2 separate regions of the Homo sapiens genome follow, and region 1 is linked to region 2. Evidence: read pairs that join two places in POLR2A ChIA-PET (ENCODE). Cell type or tissue: GM12878. All regions are shown on one strand. Links, peaks and the distances in the headings refer to the core of each region. The heading gives the core; the rest is flanking DNA.

The links. ChIA-PET counts read pairs that join two places held together with the same protein. Peaks named below come from ENCODE experiments on the same cell type or tissue, not always from the same donor. Only the 100,000 strongest peaks of a DNase experiment are listed, where the experiment ranks them.
Region 1: POLR2A ChIA-PET joins it to region 2 with 9 read pairs; 2 of 35 experiments call an interaction of 5 or more read pairs at or near these places.

Annotation. Positions count from the first base shown.
Region 1 is chr16:69,603,527-69,612,007 of GRCh38, reverse strand. All of the region lies in intron 2 of NFAT5 (nuclear factor of activated T cells 5), which reads right to left. Among named protein-coding and RNA genes, the nearest start is that of NFAT5, 42 kb to the right of the region's middle. In GM12878, for the core only: no CTCF peak of the experiment used is centred there; a DNase peak (open chromatin) is centred at 4,177; H3K27ac peaks cover 515 bases.
Region 2 is chr16:69,024,861-69,033,341 of GRCh38, reverse strand. All of the region lies in intron 16 of TANGO6 (transport and golgi organization 6 homolog), which reads right to left. It also overlaps the pseudogene LOC101060098. Among named protein-coding and RNA genes, the nearest start is that of HAS3, 77 kb to the left of the region's middle. In GM12878, for the core only: no CTCF peak of the experiment used is centred there; no DNase peak of the experiment used is centred there.

The DNA of each region.
Region 1 (8,481 bases), core at 128-8,127, 580 kb before region 2:
TCAGTAAATATTCTCATTCATTTATTCATGTACTCATTCACTCAATAAATATTTATGGACTGCCTGATGTACACCAGGCTGGGGATACATCAACAACAAAACAGACAAAAATATGTCTTTATGGACCTTCCATTCTAATGGGCTTAAATTACAGTGACTGCTTGCTTGTCTGGTGCTATAGTCTGAGTGTTAGTGTCCTGCCAAAATTCATGTTGGAACCTAACATCCAATGTAATAGTGTTAAGAGGTGGGGCCTTTTAGGAAGTAAGTCATGAGGGCTCTGCCCTCCCAAAATGGAATGAGTGCCCTTATAAAAGAGATTGAAGGACACTGCCTTGGCCCTTTCACCACATGGGTACACAATAAGAAAGCATCATCTTCAAAGCAGAGAGCAAACCCTCAGCAGACATATAATCTGTTGGTGCCTTTATCCTGGACTCCCCAGACTCCATACTGCAGACTATCAGCAATACATTTCTATTGTTTATAAATTACCTTGCCTAAGGCATTTTGTTATAGCTGACAAACAGACTAAGACATCTGCTAAAGAGAAAAGGAGACTCCAGTTTCCTCCAATTTTCTACCCTTACTAAACTCACATTTAATTGTTACCAGTAAAATAAGCTCATTTCTGGAATGTAAGCAATGAAAAATGTCAACATACATTCATTTTAAAATTTAGAACACATACTTAAAACAGAATTTTGCTGAGTGCTTATAAAACCAATACTGAATAGAGATCTGTTCCATGGCTATTAACAGCTAACCATATTATATAACCATATATTTAATAATCATTCCTTTCTAAACTAATCATGTCCTTGTAAACATACATAATAATCTATCAATGAAAAGAAACAAGCAGAATTACAATTTATATTATTTTACATATATTATTTTGTTGTTGATCTTGAAAGACAGTCTAATATTAAATTCACAAGATCAACAGCATTTTCAAAAATAAGAAAAAACTAATTTTGTCACCATTTGTTCATTTCGTGTGCATAGGTACACACACAGTAAATCACATGTTCACAGAAACCCGAGTCTGCTCCCAAAAAGCTTTCAGTCCAGTGAGGTTGACTGAAAGCACATAAATAGCCAATCAAAACTGTATCAAGACACCAGAGCTATGAGGGAAAAAAGGTAGTAGGAGAGAAGAAATATATAGAGGGCCATGCAAGAATGGTATGAATGTAATGAATGTAGTTTTAAGGGATTAATCTAATCTAAATTAATCTAAAATTCACATTAAAAGCAAGAATTTTAGAGGTAGAAGTGGTGAAAGTATTTGGTGTAACCCTCAGTTTTTACGGAGAAGAAATTATGTTCCAATTAGGTTACAACTTCCTTTGTAGAGCCAAGACTAGCTAAAGCTGGGTCCCAGGCAGGAGAATAGCTGGCTGAAAGATAAATTCTTTCCCCAGCATTCCTGTCTATGCAATTAGAGTAACACTGAGGTTAGGAATGCCATCTATTTTACTTACTATATTATTATGCCTGGCACATAATGGGCATTTCAATAATGTGCTTAATAAATAAACAAATGAATGAATAAGCAAATCATCTACCTTAAGTGATTCTACCCAAACAATTCTAAAACATAAATTCCTGTTTTTATACCATAATCTTAGAGATGAAAAACAAAAATATTAGACAAACAAAAACCAAAAAAAACCCATCTTGTTTTCCTTTCTGTCATTACCAGAATATCCTACTACCTGAACTAAAAATGTTATCTTTCTATGTTATATTTAATCCAAATACCCTGTCCCCTCACGTCCTATCTTCCAACTTCCACCCCATTATCACCTAAATCACCAATTTTCTGATTAACAAAAATCACTTTTCATATCTCAGGGTCTTCACTTTCAGTTATTTTTAAAGCCTTAAAAAGTTAGTTTTCTTTTTTTCTATTTATACGCACAATTTTTTTCCCTTCTTTGACCCAACACTGAAGAACTCAACAAGACACTCGCTCTATCTGTCTCTCTCTCTCTCTCTCTTCTTGTCTCACTCTGTTGTCCAGATTGGAGTGCGGTGGCACAATCATTGCTCATTGCAGCCTCAACCTCCCAGGCTCAAGTGATCCTCACACTTCAATGTCCCAAGTATGCTGGGCCTACAGGCTCATGCCACCATGTCCAGCTAATATTTTCTTTTTTCTTTTTTTTTTTTTTTTTTTTTTCAGTAGAGACAGGGTCTCACCATGTTGTCCAGGCTGGTCTTGAATTCCTGGGCTCAAGCAATTCTACCACCTTGGCCTCTCGAAGTGCCGGTATTACAGGTGTGAGCTACTGCACCTGGTCCTACTTTGTCTTTTCTATTCTACACAAAGATGATCACCCACAAGCAAGTATTCAGACCTCATACTTTGAGATATAAGCTGATGTTTACAGAGATCAAAAATAAGTGTCTACAATGAGTGGCAATGAACAAATGATCAAATTCATTACTTCTGCCTCTTAATTCAATTTTTTCCATTTTAACTTTGTTTCCCTTACTTTCCGTACAACTGCAGAATGCCTCTAACTTAAGACTGGTTTTCAACAGGGAATACCAGAATTTCATGTAGACATATGTATATTTTTTTTAACCTGAATGAAGATGCCTGGGATTTCATCACAGACCGACTACTGAATAGGGGTTTACAGGGAATAAGATCACAGAATGTATATGTGTATAAAGCTTCACAAGTGATTCTGGCTAACAGCCATTACTCTGAAGCATGAAATGCAGCTGGAATGAAAATGGATTGGCTTGTATTTACTACCTCTTTAAGCATTGCTAGTTAATTCATTTTTTTCTGAAGAGTCTAGGAAAGAACAGCAACCAAAGACCTGAACCACCTTCTTCTGCAGATTACCTAAATACTTTTTTTTTTTTTGAGGCGGAGTCTCACTCTGTTGCCCAGGCTGGAGTGCAGTGGCATGATCTTAGCTCACTGCAAGCTCTGCCTCCTGGGTTCACACTATTCTCCTGCCTCAGCCTCCCGAGTAGCTGCGACTACAGATGCCTGCCACCACGCCTGGCTAATTTTTTGTATTTTTAGTACAGACGGGTTTTCACCGTGTTAGCCAGGATGGTCTCGATCTCCTGACCTCGTGATCCGCCCGCCTTGGCCTCCTAAAGTGCTGGAATTACAGGCGTGAGCCACCACACCTGGCCAGATTACCTAAATTCTTCAACCTAGAGGAAAAAACAATTATATTTACATAACAAAAAATTAGCCGGGCGTGGTGGCAGGCACCTGTAGTCCCAGCTACTTGGGAGGCTGAGGCAGGAGAATGGCGTGAACCCAGGAGGCAGAGCTTGCAGTGAGCAGAAATTGTGCCATTGCACTGTACCACAGCCTGACTAAAATGACAACTACTATTTCACATGGTGGTAGATAATTTTCAATATACTTATTTTTAGTAGAGACAGGATTTCACCGTGTTAGCCAGGATGGACTCGATCTCCTGACCTCGTGATCCGCCCGCCTCGGCCTCCCAAAGTGCTGGGATTACAGGCGTGAGCCACCGCGCCTGGCCACCCAGCAGTCTTCTTAAGCTTCTTAAGTTGAAGTGGTAGAGCTAGGAGTCTGGGGAAGCCCAGATGGCCGGGGTTCTCAATGCAGAGTACTGGAAAGGAGAGACACACTCAGAGAGAACGCTGGAGATCTATAGAGGATCTCCTTAGAGTATCTAGTTGAGTAGTGATCATTGTATGTATGCATGTGGGGAACTACTCAAGGGATTCTCCTGCCTCAGCCTCTCTCGAGGAGTTGAGATTACAGGCACGCCACAACACCCGGCTAATTTTTTATATTTTTGGTAGAGACCGGGGTTTTGCCATCTTGGCCAGCCTGGTCTCGAACTCCTGACCTGAAGTGATCTGCCCACTTTGGCCTCCCAAAGTGCTGGGATTACAGGCGTGAGCCACCGTGACCGGCCAATAAAGTAGTTTTTCTAGTACACTGTTACATGATTATACTACCATAAGCATTTAGTTTTCTAATTTCTTTTTAAGCACCATGGCCCTTTTGAAATTATATCAAATGCAGAAGTACCTTTTCAGAAATCATAGTTAACAGCAGTTTGACTACTACTGGTGTGAGGAAAACAAACACATGAAAGGGAGTAATGAAAAGAGAGAGTGGAAAATAGAAAAAGTATGTCACAGAATCAAGTCAGGAAATTGAAAGTACCTTAGAAAAGAAATTGAGAATCTCTTCCACTGACATGAGAGAAAAAGAAAATAGAAAATGAGAAGACCAAAATAAATTTTTCAGAAGAAGTCACAAGTTGAGAAGCTTTAGTGAGATGGATTCAAATGTGCTCTAGAAGAGAATTCAGTTGTTTCCATTTGCCAGTGGCTATGCTCTAGAAGCAGATGCTTAAGAGGTATGTAAGAAATCCTTCTACACCTATTTATCTTTAAAGGGCCAATTACAAAATATGGAAGAATTAAGGGGTTAAGACTCAGGGGATAAAGGTTCTAGTATTAGAGGTTGTCAATATCATTGTTAAAAGCACATAAATTTTCATTTGGCTTGATCAGAAACTCACAATCATGACTATACGTAACAGATAATTAGGACGCATTTCAAGTATTTATTGTAATCTCTCTTTTTTTGCATTAAGGGGGATAAAGTAAAAAGAAGAAAGTCACAAGATTCCTTGGAAAAGTCTACAACCATTATACAAAGCATCTGATCCTTGTGTCAGTATACCAATATTGTTTATAATAAATAAGAGGTAGGCAGCATGTCATAATGAAAGAACAAAGGTAGTCAGAACTGAGGTTTCATCATAAATGTATCACTTATTTTTTGTGTGACCTTGGACAAGTTACTTATCACAGCAAGCCTTGGCTGTCTCATTTATAATACAGTGGTAATACCTATCTACCTTGTAGAGTTGTAAGCACTAGCAATAATGTGTAGAACACACCTAGAACTATTATTAATATATTAATTGGAGCTACTAACATAAATAAAAACTATAATTTCTGCCCTCAAAAGGGTTAGCAATGAGGAGGTGTTACTGAGATATTCCACGGACATTATTTCTTTTATTCCAAAGGCAATCTGATGAATACCTCATGCCCATTTCAAGGTGACTCTGATTTCACTTCACAATACACAGCTTTCCTTTTGTTGTTGTTGTTGTTCTGAGACAGTCTCCCTCTATCACCCAAGCTGGAGTGCAATGGCGCCATCTCAGCTCACTGCAACCTCTGCCTCCCCAGTTCAAGCAATTCTCATGCCTCAGCCTCCTGAGTAACTGGAATTACAGGCGTACCACCACGCCCAGCTAATTTTGTGTATTTTTAGTGGAGATGACGTTTCATTATGTTGGCCAGGCTGGTTTTGAACTCCTAGCATCAGGCGACCCACCTGCCTCGGCCTCCCAAAGTGCTGGGATTACACCCGTGAGCCACCATACCCAGCCACAGTTTTCCTTTCTACAGGTCTTGTACTTCCTATAGTAAGTACTTGGACTGCAGAAGTGTTCTGTTTCGCCTGCACAGTTTAAAAAAACATTTAAAATTAATTGCCAACATTTAAAAATCAGATTTTACATAAAAATCTCAGACCTTTGGCTTCTCTTGAATCACAGGATCCAGCAATACTAAATCCACAAGGAAAACTGGAGCTGCCTCCTTTAGTGTACTCTCAAGTTACCTAAAGTACCGTTCAGCCAATTTCTTTAATTGATATTATGCTGTCTGTGCCCTATAGGCACTTGAGTTCTTCAGTCTCTACACTAGGGTTTGCAAGATATGGAAGGGGAAGATGGGAGGATGGAAAATGAGTCTTTCCTGAAGAAACCTTGCAAGAGGTTAAAGACGAGAACAGTGAGTGGTCCCAACTTTCTTGATCATATAGCCCTTTCCAGAGGCAAATTTAATGAGAAAGAACTGCCTACAATAGCCAAGGGCTGGTAAGTACCTATCTTCCAGAGGGTAAAAGGATACAGTACCAAAACATTCCTATTAAAAGAAAAAAGGGGGCCGGGCGCGGTGGCTCATGCCTGTAATCCCAGCACTTTGGGAGGCCGAGGCGGGTGGATCATGAGGTCAGGAGATCGAGACCATCCTGGCTAACAAGGTGAAACCCCGTCTCTACTAAAAATACAAAAAATTAGCCAGGTGCAGTGGCGGGCGCCTGTAGTCCCAGCTACTTGGGAGGCTGAGGCAGGAGAATGGCGTGAACCCGGGAAGCGGAGCTTGCAGTGAGCCGAGATTGCGCCACTGCAGTCCGCAGTCCTGCCTGGGCGACAGAACGAGACTCCGTCTCAAAAAAAAAAAAGAAAAAAGGGAACAGACTTTCACAGAACTTAAAAGACTCTTAAAGAGTTTAGTCTATTTCTTTACAGAAATAAAAACTAGGGCACAGAAACTGAGGATTTCTCCAAAATCAGATAGTTGATAGCAAAATCAGAATTAGAAAGAAGTTTCTCAAAAACCAAAAGTTCAATTTAACAAACATTTGCCCAGCGCCAAGCCATGCTCCCTGTAAGATGCTATGATACAAATGTATACAGTAGTACTCTTTACTGTATACTACTTTTCTATTTTCTTTTTGAGACACTGTCGCTCTGTTGCCCTGGCTAGGGTGCAGTGGTACAATCTTGGCTCACTGCAACCTCCGCCTCCTGGGTTCAAGCGATTCTCCTACCTCAGCCTCCCAAGTAGCTAGAATTACAGGCGCCCACCACCATGCCTGGCTAATTTTTGTATTTTTAGTAGAGATGGGGTTTCACCATGTTGGCCAGGCAGATCTCGAACTCCTGAACTCAAGTGATCCACCTGCCTTGGCCTCCCAAAGTGCTGGGATTACAGGCGTGAGCCACCACACCCGGCCTCCACTTTCTTTTTTAATTAATATTTTTATAGAATTTTTAAACATCCAATAAAGGCCATTTTCCTTTAAAAAAGAAAACTTCTTATACTTAAAAGAATTAAAAATTGGTAGTCAAACAAATACATGTACACATATGCTATTATAGGATGTGAACAGCAACACTATTCACAATGGCCAGAAGGTGGAAATAACCTGAATGTCCATCAGTGGATGAATAGGTAACACAAATTGTGGTATCCATAGAATGGAACAGTATTCCCCCACAAGAATAAATGAAGTACATGCTACAAGGTGGATAAACCTCAAAAATATTATACTGAGGGAAAGAAGCCAAACATAAGAGGTCACATGTAAATCCAGAATAGGCAAATCCATAGCAATAGAACACAGATTGGTGGATGCCATAAGTTGGGCTCATGGCGGGCAGGGGAGATTGAAGATGGACACAGGATTTTCCTTCTGGGAATGATAAAAATGGCTTTGAACCAGACAGATAGATAGAGGTAGTGGTTGCACAACAGGGTTTTCTTTAAAATGATTGATTTATTGTGCAGTTCACCGCAATAAAAAATTTTTAAAAAAGAACTCCTACTCATGGACACAAAGAGAGGAACAGACACTGGGGCCTACTTGGAGGTCAAGGGTAGGAGGGAGAGGGTCAGGAAAAAATAACTATTGAATACTAGGTCTAGTACCTTGGTGATGAAATAATCTATCTGTACAACAAACCTCAAATCCGAGTTTACCTATATAAAAATTCCTTATTTGACTACCAGGTGGAATATGCCACCTAATTCAATGAGATCACTCTGCCCATTATAAAAGAAAATTCAATTGAGCACCTACAAGGTACCAAGAGCAGTGCTAGATCCTTTAAATATACATTATTTCAGCAAATCTCACCCAACCAAGAGAGAAATTTATCACAGTAGGAAGTACGGAGTGTGTGTGTGCACGTTGTCCTGGTACCAAATTGCCTCCATTTAAATCCCAGCTCTGCTGCTTGCTTCTATGTGCCCCTGGACAAGTTACTTTTAGTCTGTTTTCCTCTCTGTAAAATAGGAGTAATGATACTATCTAGACTTTATATGGTTGTTCTGAGGATTAAATGCAATAATCCAAGAATCCACTGACCTAGGCTATTAGAAAGAATTAAAACAAATATTAGCTACTAAAATTAATTATATAATTAAGTATAATATAGCTAAAAATTAATGTTGTTGGAAATTTTTAACTGTTAAGTCTCTCCACCATCAAAAGCTGCTGCATGTGATAATACTGGCAAGGAAATTGTTCAAATCTCAAGTTTTTCTATTTAGTATATCTACAAAGGAAATGATAATCCTAGAATTATACACACATCACAGAATCAGACCTTAATACAGAAATATGTTCTGTGTTTGTTTTGAGATAGGGTCTGACTTGTCACCCAGGCTAGAGTGCAGTGGTGTAATCTCAGCTCACTGCAACCTCTGCCTCCCAGGCTCAAGCCATCCTCCCACCTCAGCCTCCTGAGTAGCTGGGATCATAGGTACACATCACCATGCCCGGCTAATTTTTGTATTTTTTTTAGAGATGAGGTCTTACTTTATTGCCCAGGCTGGTCTCAAACTCTTGAGTTTAAGTGATCT
Region 2 (8,481 bases), core at 214-8,213:
CTGTTCGCAAAGACAAGTTTCCCAAAGCTCAAGTTCCTTCTCCACCAGCACACCCTGGAACTAAGCAATTCTGAGACTTCAAGAGCTTTCATGGTACACTGAAAGAACTGTCCTAGAAGAAGCCACAGTAACTTTTTATTTTATTTACTTATTTTTGAGACAGAGTCTCTCTCTGTTGCCCAGGCTGGAGTACAGTGGTGTGATCTCAGCTCACTGCAACCTCCGCCTCCTGGGTTCAAGTGATTCTCCTACCTCAGCCTCCCGAGTAGCTGGGATTACAGGTGCCTGCCACCACACGGGGCTAATTTTTGTATTTTTAGTGGAGATGGGGTTTCACCATGTTGACCAGGCTGGTCTCGAACTCCTGACCTTGGGTGATCTGCCTGCCTTGGCCTTCCAAAGTGGTGAGATTACAGGCATGAGCCACCACGCCTGCCAACAGTAACTTTCTTTTTTTTTTTTTTTTGAGATGGAGTCTTGTTCTGTTGCCCAGGCTGGAGTACAGTGGTGTGATCTTGGCCCACTGCAACCTCAGCCTCCGGGTTCAAGCAGTTCTCTGCCTCAGCCTCCCCAGTAGTGGGGATTACAGGCGCCTGCCACCATGCCCAACTAATTTTTTGTATTTTTAGTAGAGACGGGGTTTCACCATCTTGGCTAGGCTGGTCTTGAACTCCTGACTTCGTGATCCACCCACCTTGGCCTCCCAAAGGGCTGGGATTACAGGTGTGAGCCACCATGCCCGGCCAACAGTAACTTTTTAAAAGAAGTTAGATCGGCTGGACATTGTGGCTCATACCTGTAATCCTAGCACTTTGGGAGGCTGAGGCGGGTGGGTTGCCTGAACTCAGGAGTTTGAGACCAGCCTGAGCAACATGGTGAAATCCTGCCTCTACTAAAAATAGAAAAAAATTAGCTGGGCATGGTGGCACATGCCTGTAGTCCCAGCTACTTGAGAGGCTGAGGCAAGAGAATTGCTTGAACCCAGGAAGCAGAGGTTGCAGTGAGTTGAGATTGTGCCACTGTACTACAGCCTGGGCGACAGCGCGAGGCTCTGTCTCCATAAATGAATGAATGAATAAATGAATGAATGAATGAACGAATGAAGTTAGATCATTTCATTCTTCCGCCCTGGCTTCCCATCTCATTCACAGGGAAAGCCAAAGTCCACACAAGGCTCCACTGGGACTGGCCACTGCCTTTCTGGTGCCAACTCCTGTTCTTCTCTGAAGCCACACTGGCCTTACTGTTCTCCAGCACGTGAAGCCTGCACCTGTCGCAGGGCCTCTGCACTCACATCTCCCTCCACCTGGAATGCTCCCTCCCTAGGTTTCTGGATCAACCCCTTGCTTCCTTATATCTTTGCTCAAAGGTCACTTGTCAGCTGGGCGGAGTGACTCATTCCTGTAATCCCAGCACTTTGGCAGGCTGAGGCGGGCAGGTTGCATGAACTCAGGAGTTTGAGACCAGCCTAGGCAACATGGTGAAACCCCATCTCTACTAAAACAATACAAAAAAAATTAGCTGGGTGTGGTGGCACACACCTGTAGTCCCAGCTACTTGGGAGGCTGAGGCAAGAGAATTGCTTGAACCCGGGAGGTGGAGGTTGCAGTGAGCTGAGATCGCACCACTGCACTCCAGCCTGGGCGACAGAGCAAAACTCTGTATCAAAAAAAAAAAGTCACTAGTCAGGAAAGCTTTTCCCGTCCATCTGAGACAACAGCAAACTCCCTTTGGGCCCCTTATCTTACTAAATTTATCCCGAGTAGCGTGTGCCACCACACCTGGCTAATTTTTGTACTTTTTGGTAGAGATGGGATTTAACCATGTTGCCCAGGCTGGTCTTGAACTCCTTTCCTCAAGTGATCTGTTCACCTCAGCCTCCCAAAGTGTTGAGATTACAGGTCTGAGCCACCGTGCCCAGCCTTGCTATGACTATTATTGAAACACATAGGAACTAGCCTTCCCAACCATCCTTCTCTGCTCTTCATTCAATATTGTATTAATCAGCCAACACCTAGCATCCACTATGTGCCAAGCACTGTGATAGGTATTGGGGGTATGACAAGATGAATCAAGATGGGTTCTGCCCTTGTTGTGCTCACAATTTGCTAATGACCATGAACATTCCTGGGATTGATTCTGTAGAAACAGTCCAGGTCTCTAGAAGTGGGGCAGGATCACTGGACAAGAGGTTTGCCAGGAAGGTGCCCCAAAGCAGCAGCTCCTCATCTCAGTTTTTTTAAAAAAAATTTTTAAATTTTTAAAATTTAATTTAATTTTATTTTTTGAGATCGAGTCTTGCTCTGTTGCCAGGCTGGAGTGTAGTGGTGCGATATTGGTTCACTGCAACCTCCACCTCCGGGGTTCAAGCAATTCTCCTGCCTCAGCTTCCTGAGTAGCTGGGACTACAGGCGTGCACCACCATGCCCAGCTAATTTTTGTATTTTTTTTTTTAGTAGAGACGGGGTTTCACCATGTTGGCCAGGATGGTCTCGATCTCTTGACCTCGTGATCTGCCCACCTCCGCCTCCTAAAGTGCTGGGATTACAGGCGTGAGCCACCGCGCCCGGCCCTCACCTGTTTTAAGGTTGAAACATAAAGGAGGTCCTAGGGTCACAAACGATGCTTTTCTTTGTGTCAGCACCCATGGTAGGCAAACAACCTACTACCTATTTGCACTTCATTTCCAAAGGCTAAATAAGCAATGCTTGATTCTTGCTGTGAGCCAGGAGGCTATAAAGTAACATGGCCTTTCATGATGTGGCCCCTACCTGCACTTTCTTGCCTTAGCTTCTGCCACCACTAACCCCCCACCCCTTTACTCCAGCATTTGGAACCTTCCTAAACATGTCAGGCCATCTCACGCCCTTTGCACAGCTGCTCCCTCTGCTGAAATGCTCACCTCTGCCTTTTTTTACCTGCTTAATTTCTACTTGTTCTCTGGATTCAGTTCCAAGGATTTCTTCCTCCAGGACATCTTTGCCAATACCCGAACTTGACCAAGGGACTCCTCAAAGGTGCTCCCATAGCACCCATCCTAGTGGACTGTAATTGTAATCACTGATGTCTGTGTCCACCAGATTACCCATGCCCAGAAGGCAGGGTGGTATCTGACAGGGTTTTGTATCCTCAGCCCCTAACACGGCAGTTGTTTTGAAAACATATGGCTGGGGACAGCTGAAGGACACTGATCACTCTGTTCTTCTTATTTCCCTTTTTTTTTTTTTTTTTTTTGAGTCAGAGTCTCGCTCTGTCGCCCAGGCTGGGGTGCGGTGGCATGATCTTGGCTCACTGCAACCTCTGCCTGCTAGGTTCATGCAATTCTCCTGCCTCAGCCTCCTGAGCAGCTGGGACTACAGGTGCCTGTTACTACTCTCAGCTAATTTTTATAATTTTAGTAGAGATGGGGTTTAACCATGTTGGCCAGGCTGGTCTCGAACTCCTGACCTTAGGTGATCCACCCACCTTGGCCTCCCAAAGTGCTGGGATTACAGGTGTGAGCCACCACACCCGGCCTGTTCTTCTTATTTCCTTGATGCTCATCCTCATCACTGTCATCATCAGCCCCCTTCAAATGACCAAGATGTTCCTTAAGAAAAATCTTAATATAGAAAAATAAAATGTCTTTACTAGAATGTCACCTCCTCAGTGAGACTCACCTGATACCCTGTTTAGCACTGCAACGGCCCCACCGCCTAAGACTATAATCCTGATCAGTTTCCCTTCCTCTACTTTTTCTTTTTTTCCATAGCACTTATCATTGTCTAATATACTAGATACTTTACTTATTGATTATACATAACATTTATTATCTGTCTACTCTCTCTAGAATGGAATGAAGATTGAAATCACTGTGTATTTTGAAGAGTGATATGTCTTAGGTGTCCGGAATACTGCTTGGCATGTAGTAGGCACTCAATAAAAACTGTTGAATAAATCATTGTATCAAACATATACGTCTTGTAACAATCTTGATTGCAGGTATTTTAATCCCATTTTCTAGATCAAGAAACTGAGCCCAAAGTCATTTGCTCAAGTGAATGCAAGTAAACAGATGGTGTAGCTGGGCTCTCATTCATTCCCATTCCCAAGTGTACCTGGCAGTTTTGTTATCTTTCAACAGGCTGGGTGGGTCTCCTGACAGATGATGCTTCTTGAATGTTACAAAATCTGCTTTAGCTCAATCTTTCTAATCAACCAAAACCAAGAAATTTCTCTTAACACTTTGGATAGTAAATCATATGCTGCTAGCATGCTACAATTTCCTTAGGAGAGAGAAAAAGAACAGTCTAGGGATTCAAAAATAAATACAGTCTCAATGTTTGAGTTCAGAGGTCATGATATTCAGGTATTGTTCAGGTTCATTAGTTTTAGAAAACATATAGATCCCATCAAGTCTCAGCTGGTCCACTTGGAGATCTGGGGAAAATTTTTCTGAAATGCATGGCTATGTAGTTTTTCTTTTTCTTTTTTTTTTTTTTTTTTGTTAAACTGGGCATGGTGGTGTGTGCCTATAGTCCCAGCTACTCAGAAGGCTGAGGCAGGTGGATCACTTCAGCCCAGGAGTTCGAGACCAGCCTGGACAACACAGCAAGACCCCATCTCTAAAAATAAAAAAAAAAAGTGTGTGTGATTGTACCAATAACTCTTTATATACTAAAAACCATTGAGTTGTACACTTTATTTTTTTTTAATTTTTAGTTTTTTTTGAGACAAAGTCTCGCGCTGTCACCCAGACTAGAGTGTAGTGGCGCAGTTTTAGCTCACTGCAAACTCCGCCTCCCGTGTTCAAGCGATTCTCCTGCCACAGCCTCCTAAGTAGCTGGGATTACAGGCATGTGCCACCACGCCTGGCTAATTTATTTTGTATTTTTGGTAGAGAGGGGGTTTCACCATGTTGGCCAGGTTGGTCTTGAACTCCCGACCTCAGGTGATCTGCCTGCCTTGGCCTCCCAAAGTGCTGAGATTATAGGCGTGGGCCTCTGCACCTGGCCTGAATTGTGCACTTTAAATGGGTGAATTGTATAGTGTGTGAAGTGTATCTCAGTAAAGCCATTATTTAAAAATAATAATATTTGGAGGGCCGGGAGCGGTGGCTCACGCCTATAATCCCAGCACTTTGGGAGGCCCGAAGCGGATGGATCACCTGAGGTGAAGAGTTCAAGACCAGCCTAGCCAAGATGGTGAAACCCCATCTCTACTAAAAACACAAAAATTACCCAGGCATGGTGGCAGATGCCTGTAATCCCAGCTACTGGGGAGGCTGAGGCAGGAGAATCACTTGAACCCGGCAGGTGGAGGTTGCAGTGAGCAGAGATCGTGCCACTGCACTCCAGCCTGGGCAACAGTGAGACTCTGTCTCAAAAAACAAAAAAAGAAAAAAAATTACAAATATTAGTCGGGTGTGGTGGCAGGCGCCTGTAATCCCAGCTACCTGGGAGGCTGTAGCAGGAGAATTGCTCGAACCTGGGAGGCGGAGGTTGCAGTGATCCGAGATCACGCCATTGTACTCCAGTCTGGGCGACAGAGCAAGAATTCGTCTCAAAAAAAAAAAAAAAATTGGGTTTGGTTCAGATCATGGACCAGCAACTTGTTTTAGTACACAGTTTACAGTTCAGTTTGGTTTGGGTTATGTGAAGAGACCAAGAAAATAGAGAAAAAAAAATGTGGGAATCATTTCAGTATCTGACCCAGAAAAGTTACACTAGTCTGAAATCTTCAGACAATATAACCAAATAGACCCATAAAAGCCTTCTCTTAAGGTTACAATTTAATAATACTAAAGAACAAGATATTTGCTAAATCCATCTAAAACAGGATGAGATGCCTAACGGTTCACATATATTAGAACACTTGGGTTTTAAGTAGGTACTTAAAGTTATTGTTTCTAAGTTACTAAAAAAAAAAGAAGATACAAAAACTGAGGAACAGGCTGTCCCTGGTGATCCCTCAGAGAACAGTTAAAGGGAAGGAAATAACTGATATATATGTAACTTTCCTGAAAATCCTAGGTTGAAATTTAATGAAAAGAGTAGCCCTTATAACCAAATAAAGCAAAATATATGAAGCTCAAGAATCAGGAAATACCATAAATTCAAGTGTATGCATACATCTGTGAGTGTGCTTCTCTGCTTATTGATATGACACAACTGCCAAACATTGAAAAAAATTCCCTCTCAGGCCCGGGCGCGGTGGCTCATGCCTGTAATCCCAGCACTTCGGGAGGCCGAGGCACGCAGATCACTTGAGGTCAGGAGTTCGAGGCCAGCTGGCCAACATGGCGAAATGCCATCTCTACTAAAAATACAAAAATTAGCTGGGCATGGTGGCTCATACCTGTAATCCCAGCTACTCAGGAGGCTAAGACAGGGGAATCACTTGAACCCAGGAGGTGGAGGTTGCAGTGAGCTGAGATTGCACCACTGCACTACAGCATAGGGAACAAAGCGAGACTCCATCTCAAAAAATAAAAAAAAGAAGGGAAAATTCCCCCTCAGTAGGTCATTCTTCAGATTTGATCCTCTCATCCCTGGAACCTGGGAGGTGGAGGCTGCAGTGAGTCAAGATCACGCCACTGCACTCCAGCCTAGGTGACAGAGCAAGACTCCACCACAAACAAACAAACAAACAAACAGATTTGATCCTCTCCTCTACTCACCTTCTCACTCTGCCATGCCCTGCTTTGATAAGACATCTGCCATTTCCCCCAGCTAGCAGGCCTAGCCTACAGAGGAGGGCATCATGCAGCTCGCTTTGCCTGGCTCTCTGAACATCCCATGGCCTCAACCCAGGGGTCCATGCAGGCTGCGAGCTATGACCTGTACAGTGCCTATGATGACACAATACCACATACAGAGAAAGCTTTTGTGAAAATGGACACTCAGATAGCCCTTCCTTCTGGATGTTATGGAAGAGTGGCTCCATGGTCTGGTTTGGCTGCAAAACACTTTCTAGATGTAGGAACTCGTGTCAGAGAGAAAGATTATAGCGTAAATGTTGATGGTATAATGTTTAATTTTGGCAAAAAAAAAGTTTGAAGTCAGTGGGGCGTGGTGGCTCATGCCTGTAATCCCAGCACTTTGGGAGGCTGAGGTGCGCGGATCACTTGAGGTTAGGAGTTTAGACCAGCCTGGCCAACATGGTGAAACCCTGTCTCTACTAAAAATACAAAAATTAGCTGGGTGTGGTGATGGGCGCCTGTAGTCCCAGCTACTTGGGAGGCTGAGGCAAGAGGATTACTTGAACCCGGGAGGCGGAGGTTGCAGTGAGCTGAGATCGTGCCACTGTACTCCAGCCTGGGCAACAGAGTGAAACTCTGTCTCAAGAAAAAAAAAAAAAAGAAAAAGTTTGAAGTCAAGAAAGGTGATCAAATTGCATAGCTCATTTGTGAACTACATTTTTTTTTAACTAGAAATAGAAGAAGTTTAAGATTTGGATGACACTGAAAGGGGTTCAGGAGGCTTTGGTTCCACTAGAAAGAATTAAAATTTATGCCAAGAATAGAAAATTAGAAATCATACCTTGTCTTAAAAATAAAGAGTTTTTGCTTAAAGTGGAAAAAAAAAAAAAAGGCCAGGTGCAATGGCTGATGCCTATAATCCCAGTGATATCTACAGGAGGCAGCCAAATGCCTACGCAGATAGGGGCAGGTACCCAGTGCAAACTTACCTCCAAGCTGAAGGCAGTTTAAAGCCCGAAAGCTAAGCTACAAGTTAAATTCTCAGACTGGATTGAAAACTTGTCTTCCTGTTTGGCACACTTTCCTCTGATTGGTCCCCACCCTTCACCTATTTTACATATGCCTACCATTTCCTAATTGGTTTTCTATACTGTGGGGCCCGCCTTTGAGTGGTGCCTTGTTTTAACCTTTTTTGCATACTCACAAACCAATCAGCATGCAACTTGTGCCTATGAAGACCCCAGACTCAGTCAGTAGAGGGGGAAATGGGTTGACTTCAGGGAAGAGACAACCTGAGTTTGAGGAAGACACCCTGCCCTTCATGTCCTCTCTCCAGCTCCCTTCTCTGCTGAGAGCCGTTTCATTGCTCAATAAAATTATTCTCTGCCCTCCTCACCCTTCAATGTCCAGTGTATCCTCATTTATCTTGGGTGCGGTATAAGAGCTTGGGAACTGCTGAATGTGGTACAAGCTATAACACAGGTGAGCTGGGGCACGCCAGCATGGCCAAGTGAGGCCAGGGTCGGGCATTCCCAGCCAGAGGTCCCTGGCTTGCAAAGTGACTGAGAAGAAAAATCCAACATCACCAGCACTTTGGGAGGCCGAGGCAGGAGGATCACTTGAGTCTGGGAATTCAAGACCAGCCTGGCCAACATGATGAAACACTGTCTCTACTAAAAATACAAAACTTAACCAGGCGTGGTGGCACACGCCTGTAATCCTAGCTACTCAAGAGGCTAATGCGGGAGAATCGCTTGAACCTGGAAGGTGGAGGTTGCAGTGTGCCGAGACTGCACCACCGC